Regions from separate parts of the Homo sapiens genome. Here region 2 is linked to region 1. The links are chromatin contacts, found by Hi-C or POLR2A ChIA-PET in ENCODE. All regions are on one chromosome and are shown on one strand. The core of a region is the stretch at or near the end of the contact, and the rest is flanking DNA. Distances in the headings are between cores, read along the strand shown.

Evidence for each region. Hi-C counts contacts between places; a loop is a spot of excess contacts on that map. ChIA-PET counts read pairs that join two places held with the same protein, here RNA polymerase II (POLR2A). Pooled maps may share reads with other maps.
Region 2: a loop to region 1 is called in a pooled map, with 3 times the contacts of the local background. The contact joins the enhancer-like site here to the promoter of GPR155-DT in region 1. A Hi-C loop is called at or near these places in 2 of 50 pooled maps. POLR2A ChIA-PET finds 5 or more read pairs at or near these places in 2 of 52 experiments (H1 and activated CD4-positive, alpha-beta T cell).

Annotation. Positions count from the first base shown.
Region 1 is chr2:174,485,482-174,488,904 of GRCh38, forward strand. It overlaps GPR155-DT (GPR155 divergent transcript), which reads left to right and starts at 1,907. Exons shown (of 3, transcript NR_183819.1): 1 at 1,907-1,935; 2 at 2,554-3,423. It overlaps GPR155 (G protein-coupled receptor 155), which reads right to left and starts at 1,548. Exons shown (of 16, transcript NM_152529.7): 1 at 1,392-1,548. RefSeq lists silencers at 1,063-1,245, 1,509-1,688 and an enhancer at 1,099-1,168.
Region 2 is chr2:173,938,530-173,941,952 of GRCh38, forward strand. All of the region lies in intron 4 of SP3 (Sp3 transcription factor), which reads right to left. Among named protein-coding and RNA genes, the nearest start is that of SP3, 25 kb to the right of the region's middle. RefSeq lists an enhancer at 1,544-1,683. Within about 2 kb of position 1,863, at least 5 of the 41 ENCODE cell types and tissues checked have a DNase peak (open chromatin) inside an H3K27ac peak, as active enhancers do.

The DNA of each region.
Region 1 (3,423 bases), core at 657-3,156:
AGCTACTCGGGAAGCTGAGGCAGGAGAATCTCTTGCACCCGGGAGGCAGAGGTTGCAGTGAGCCGAGATCCTGCCATTGCCCTCCAGCCTGAGCAACAGAGCAAGACTCCGTCTCAAGAAAAAAAAAAAAAAAAAGCAATCTGCCCCTCCCCATGAGGTTTCTTTTAACGTTTCTCAGTATTATAAAAGAAATACCTGCTGAGGTAAAGTCAAAATAATCAAAATGACTTTAAAAGTTTCATTTCATCCTAATCTTTTTTAAACGGGAAGATAATATGCTTTCTAAAGCATATTTTAAAATGAACAGGAACCACAGCAAGGGAAGTTTTAAAAAAAAAATTACATCCAGCCTTTTTATCTATAAAAACAAAGCTTGTTACAGAACAAACACGTTCACAGTAAAAGACCACTCGCTGAGGCACGAACTGAAGAAATGCTACTGTACTTACAAACCGCTTCTAGCCACATCACATTTGGCTTAGATCACATAAACGAACCACTGATACTGTAAATAACTGCTATTAAGTGAAAATGCGGGGGGAAGGCGAGGGTTGACTAACTTCATAGAGAAAGCTTTAAACTCTCAGGCTATTTCTCAAACATCCAACATCCTTTATCCCGTGGGATAAGTGTAATACAGTGTGGTACTATTAGAGCACTCTTCAACATTAATAGTCGCACCATTCACCCACTCCTACCTACTTGCAGGGCGCCAAATGTCCTCCCTAGAGACCCAGGGTAGGGAGCGCTGAGCACTGCCTCCTTGCCTCGTCTGCAGGGACAGACTGTGGCCCTCCAAGATAAGGGGCGCAGAGAGTTCCTAACCGAATAGGCTGCTCGGAGAGCAGCTGCCAGCCAACCCCTGGGAAGGCAGCTGTGGAAGTGGAAAGGCAGCCAGGGGTCTTTGCCTGGCGTAAGAAAAAGGTGGTCGCTAGTCTTCCCAGGGCACGGGAGTCACAACGTCATGGTAACTAACATACCCCAAAAACGGGTAAGGGAGAAAATTTGGCGCAGTGCTCCAGGTGCCTGGGCAGAAGCCTTCGGAAGGGCCAGATACTGAGGGTACCCTCGGGATAAAGGGAAGAGTCTAAGAAAGACAGGGTGGACGCCCGTGCAGTGAGGAGCTTCCCAAACTAGGGATGGCAGTTCTGTCTCCGGAGGGGACGAGACACCCCCTCCCCCGCGCGAGCCTTCCCGGGTGATCTCACACGTTCCACAGGCAGGCGCTGCGGGGCAGAGACAGCAGGTCCAGACAACGGGCCGCGGGGCCAGGGCGCAGAGGGTCGGCGGCTGCCCACGTGCCCAGGCCTGAGGGGCAGAGGCAGGGGTACCCCGTGCCCGCAAGGGAGAACCAGGACCCAGCAGGTCCGCGCTCCAGGGGCCCCTCTCACCTGCTTCGTCTGCAACCTTGGAGTGGCGAGGAGAAGGGAGCTGGTGCTCGCAGGGTGCCAAGCAGGGAGAAGACCACCGTCATCTCCCGCCCCCAGCCCTCTTCGCCGAGCGCAACCGGGTGCCAGCTGCAGCAGCTTAGGCACGTTCCGATAAAGTAAGGTGGGGTAAGCCGATGCGGCCCTGTCAGCTCAGCCCCTCGCCGGCCGCGAGGCCCCGCCCCCGCCCCGCCTTCAGGCCCCGCTCCCTCCCAGCCCCGCCTTCAGACCCCGCCCCCAGCCCCGAACTTCCAGCAAGACGGGCCGCTTCCCGCCCTCGAGCCCCGCCCATTTCCAGGAGCCTTGAGCCCAGAGTCTCCGTCCCGCCCTCAGGCCCCACCCACAGCCTCGGGCCTCCGAGCCACACGTTCCCCAACCCCGCCTTCAGTCCCCGCCCCCTCCTCCAGCCTCGGAGCCCCAGGGTACCCGGCCCCGCCCTGCCGGCTGGGAGCCTCCCAGCCGCGATCCTCCGGGGCGGGACTTCCGGCTTCCCTGCTCCCACAAAATGGTAGCCGCCGTGGGGGATGTCCAGTTTTTTTTCCTCTTCCCAAGTACAGACGCAGAGCAGACTTGTCTTTCCGCTTAACCTCAACCTCGTGTGATCTGCCAGTTTCGCTCCCGGTTAGCCCAGGACTTTTTATAGCATAGAGTTTTAAAGCAAGGGCTTAGAATCAGACCTGGGTCAAAATCCTGCCTTCCACCTTCACCAAGGCAGTGTGACCTTGACGTTCCTACATAAGAGATTAAAATGTAAACCCTTAGCCCTGAGCTTGTTTTAGAATCTGGGCCCCGTCCATGACTGCTTCTATTCTATTGCGGTACGGGGGTGGGGTGGGGGTGGGGAACTACATGCATGTCCACTCAGTATACTGAAACTGGTTACATTGATGGAAAACTTCCAAAGCTTCTTGAAATAAAGGTATTGAAACTATCCTCACAGGGTTTATAAGAATTCTGGACAAAAATATAATTAAGCATTAATCAGGCTACACTTTGACCCACTTCCTTGTAACCCGAAAGTCGGGTAGAGCTAGATAGTACATTTGTATCCCGTTGTCCCTATAGATAGGCTTTCTGATGTTAAGAGTCGTAAGGCTTTTTAAGAATTGCTTAAAATGTTTTTCAGACGCCAAATTCCAGCGAAACAGCTGATGCCAGCCAGCTTGAAGACCCCTGCCACAGAAGAAGGGAATCAGCATGAGAATACAGCTTCTTCATCTCGCTGTCCCATGACTTCGCCCTGTACTCTTCAGCCAATTAATGATCTCCACACTTGGGACCACTCTAAAACCCTTAAGAACCTGAGACTCAAAGTCCTCCTGGAGACGAATTTGAGGTTTCCTCCTATCTGTGTTTGGTGGCCCTATGATTAAACCTCTTTCTCTTCTGCAACCTGGTGTCCCAGTGTATTAACTTGCCATGGGCATCAGACAACAAACCTATATATAGTATCCCAAATATGGTGCTCCACTTTGAAACCTGAAGAAATCCTGCAATTGAGTTAGCCTTTTGAAATAAAAATTATTTCAAATTTTAAAATATTTATATATGTTTCCACTTAAGATATCTACAAGCATTTGTTTACAACCTTTTATCTTGCTTTGCATCTTAAACATTTCTGTATGGCAATTTCCGTGTCTTCCTATCATCTCGGCCATCTTAGTGCAAAGATACAAAATTGTGTGGCTTATTAAGAAAAATTACAGTAAGCTAAGGGTAGGTTAAAGGATCTGAAACTTAGCAGGAAAAATGAGCAGAAATTAAAGCTATAAAAGGCATGGATCCTGCTCCAGTTCTCTTTGCTTCTCCTTTGTTCTCTGTCTTCCTCACTTTTAACTGCCTTCTTTGTTTCCCTTGAACCTGACTACTTAAAAAAAAAATTGAAGATCTAAATTATCTCAAGGCTAAAAGGATTTTTGTTTAGGAAGTATGAAGATTAATTCAATTAAATAAATACTTATTGAGCATTGACTATCAGGGGAATACTGGAAGATAG
Region 2 (3,423 bases), core at 613-3,112, 550 kb before region 1:
CGTTTATTCTGTATCTATTATTGGCATCTCTTCATTTTATCCATCAAAAAAAAGAATGCAGAAAAAAAAAAGATGAGTAAGCAATGACTGCCCAATCCCAAAACAAGAAATACATGTTAGCTATAATACAAGACAAAGGACAAGTGCTATTAAACAAGCGGTAATTCAAAGGTGGCAAGAAGAAGGGAAGGCTGCGGGATAAGGCAGTATCTGGGCTAAGTCTTGAAAGATGTCAACCTGAAGGTTACTCCACTATTCCTGTTTCTAAAGTGCTGTGGGGTTCAATGTTAATATACCATTTATCACATTATACTAGAATCATGTGCATGTCTGTCTAACCCAATGATTCTTAAGGGGGAGATGAAGAACTGTCCTCCAGGGGACATCTGGCAATGTGTGAAGCCATTTTTTTTATTATCACAACTGCCTGGGGTACAGAGTGCTACCAGCATCTAGTGGGTAAGTCAGGAATGCTCCTCAACATCCTACAATGCAGAGGACAGCCCCAAAACAAAGAATCATCAGGCCCAAAATATCAACAGTGCAGAGGTTGAGAAATCATAGTCTAACTTGTTAGATTATGAGCACCTTTAGTGCAAGAATTATCATATTCATCTTTGTAATTCCAGTATCTGGCATGCACAGCAAGAGCGCTGTAAGTTATCTGTAGACTCAACAGACCTCAATTTAAAGGTAATGGAAGAGCCAGTAAAGACTTTACAGAAAGCAACATGATCTGTGTTTAGGGAAAATGACTGATACCAAAATGATGTATTGGAACAGTTTCTAGTATCTTACAAAATTTAAAATGCACATATTCTCCAACCTTGGGATTGTGCTTTCAGATGTATATGCTTCAGATATGCATACTTTAACAAAAGAAATGACACATCTGTATAAGGATATCTACTGCAGCATTTTTGAAATAAGATTAAAAATTTTTGTGACATCTGGCCAGGCACGGTGGCTCATGCCTGTAATCCCAGCACTTTGGGAGGCCGAGGCAGGTAGATCACCTGAGGTCAGGAGTTTGATAACAGCCTGGCCAACATGGTGAAACACTGTCTCTACTAAAAATACAAAAAATTAGCCAGGTGTGGTGGCATGGGCCTGTAGTCCCAGCTACTCAGGAGGCTGAGGCAGGAAGATCACTTGAGCCAGAGAGGCGGAAGTTGTAGTGAGCCAAGATTGCGCCACTGCACTCCAGCCTGAGCAACAGAGCAAGACTCCAACTCAAAAAAAAAAAAAAAAAAGTTACACTGATTTTGGGGGAGGAATTAAAAAGATTAAAAATGTAAAAATTTTTTTTAAAAATAAATTTTTGTTAATGCACCAGAAAGGAGGGGGCATGGAAAATGGAAGTTGTTTTTTAAGAGAGAGTCACCCAGGCTGGAGTGCAATGACTCAATCATAACTCACTGTAGGCTTGACCTCCTGGGTTCAATCAATCCTCCCATCTCCGCCTCTCTGAGCAGACAGGACTATGGGCACACATTACTGTGACCAGCTAATTTTTTTTTGTTTTTTGGTAGAGGCAAGGTCTTGCTTGGTTGCCCAGACTGGTTTCAACTTCCTGGCTTCAAGCAATTCTCCCAGCCTCAGCCTCCCAAAGTGCTGGGATTATGCCACCACACTCAGCCTAGATTAGATGTCTTAATAGTAGTCTAGGACAGCGGTCCCCAACCTTTTTGGCACCAGGGACCAGTTTCATGGAAGACAATTTTACTGCTGACAAGGGAGATGGTTTCAGGGTGAAACTGTTCCACTCACTCAGATCATTAGGTATTAGATTTTTCATAAGGAGCTTGCAACCTAGATCCCTCGCATGTGCAATTCACAATAGGGTTCGGGCTCCTATGAGAATCTAATGCTGCTGTTGATGTGACAGGAGGCGGAGCTCAGCCAGTCATGCTTATCGCCCACTGCTTACTTTTTGCACTGTGGCCTTGGCACCCGGGGGTGCAAGACCCCTGGTCTAGGAGACCAGTAAGAGCCAAACTAACAAACTGAGAATGGAGAGGATGAACAGATAACAAAAATATGGCAGAAACAGAACAAAAAGGACTTGGAACTTTCCACCAGGAAACAGAAGATTGAAGTTTGCATGTGTGCCCAGCAGCTAAAGGTAGCTGGAGAAAAAACACAACTGTGCTAATTATTCAAGCAGGCACCCAGTACTGCTGCAATTCTACATCTCACATTTCACTTTCCAATTCTCAGATGACCACTTCATACCTTCTTCCTTCTCAAACTTCCTAACACCTGGCCCTCTCACCCATCTTAGCTTGTTTCTTATCACAAAAGGAAATAAGGAATAATCTGACAAGAATTATCTTATCTTCCAATCAACATATCTGTATCTCTGAATGTCTATCCAATGCCCTTTCCCTGTTATAATGACCCCTACTCCTGTGTCCAACCCTTAAACCTGTGTCCTGTGTTTCACCTTGCTTGTTTTCTTAAAACATCCCTCTCTCATCCTCTTTCATACTTTCTCTCCTCTATCATTAATTTGTGGCGAGATTCTTAGAAAACCAACCTCCTCAACCAGGTCCACCTCCAGCTACCACCTATTTCAATGTTGCTCACAACACGAGTAAAAAAAAAAAAAAAAAAAAAGTCTGTAATTACTCTCACTAAATCCTCTTCACCTTTTAAATCATTCTACTCATGCTTTCCTCCCCAGCACTCTTAATGAAACCACTTGTTAAAAGTCACCAACAATCATTATCTTACTAAATCCAATATCCCGTTCTCTCTCATCTTATGTACCCTCCACAATATATGAATAGATAATGCTAGGCATGGTGGCTCATGCCTGTAATCCCAGCACTTTGGGAGGCTAAGGCAGGTGGATAACGTGAGACCAGGAGTTCGAGACCAGCCTGGTCAACGTGGCAAAACCCCATCTCTTCTAAAAATTACAAAAAATTAGCCAGACATGGCAGCACACATGTGCAGTCCCAGCTACTTGGGAAGCTGTGGTGGTAAGGTCACCTGAGCCCGGAAGGTCCAGGCCAGTGATCATGCCACTGCACTCCAGCCTGGGTGATAGTTGAGACCCTGCCTAAAAAAAAGAAAAGAAAGGGATAAGCATTCCCTCCTCCTTTCTTAAGTAATTTACACACTTGGCTTCCAGAATATACTTGGCTTTCATGGAAGCTCCTTCTGTTTCCTTTGCTAGCTCTTCCTCTACTTCTCACCCTCTATATGTTGGGAATGCCCTAGGACTCATTCCTAAGGCTTTCCCTCAATTTTGGATACTTAAGTTTCAGTTCCTGAATTTCTATTTGGTTATTTTACAAATCTGCAGTGTCATTTCTGTTACAGTCTCCAACTCTGTTAAAATTTTTTCAAGCTTGGCTTGTATTCCCTAGACCACAGTAAGTAGTTTTTAGTCTATTTCCATTGTTTCTGCTGGTT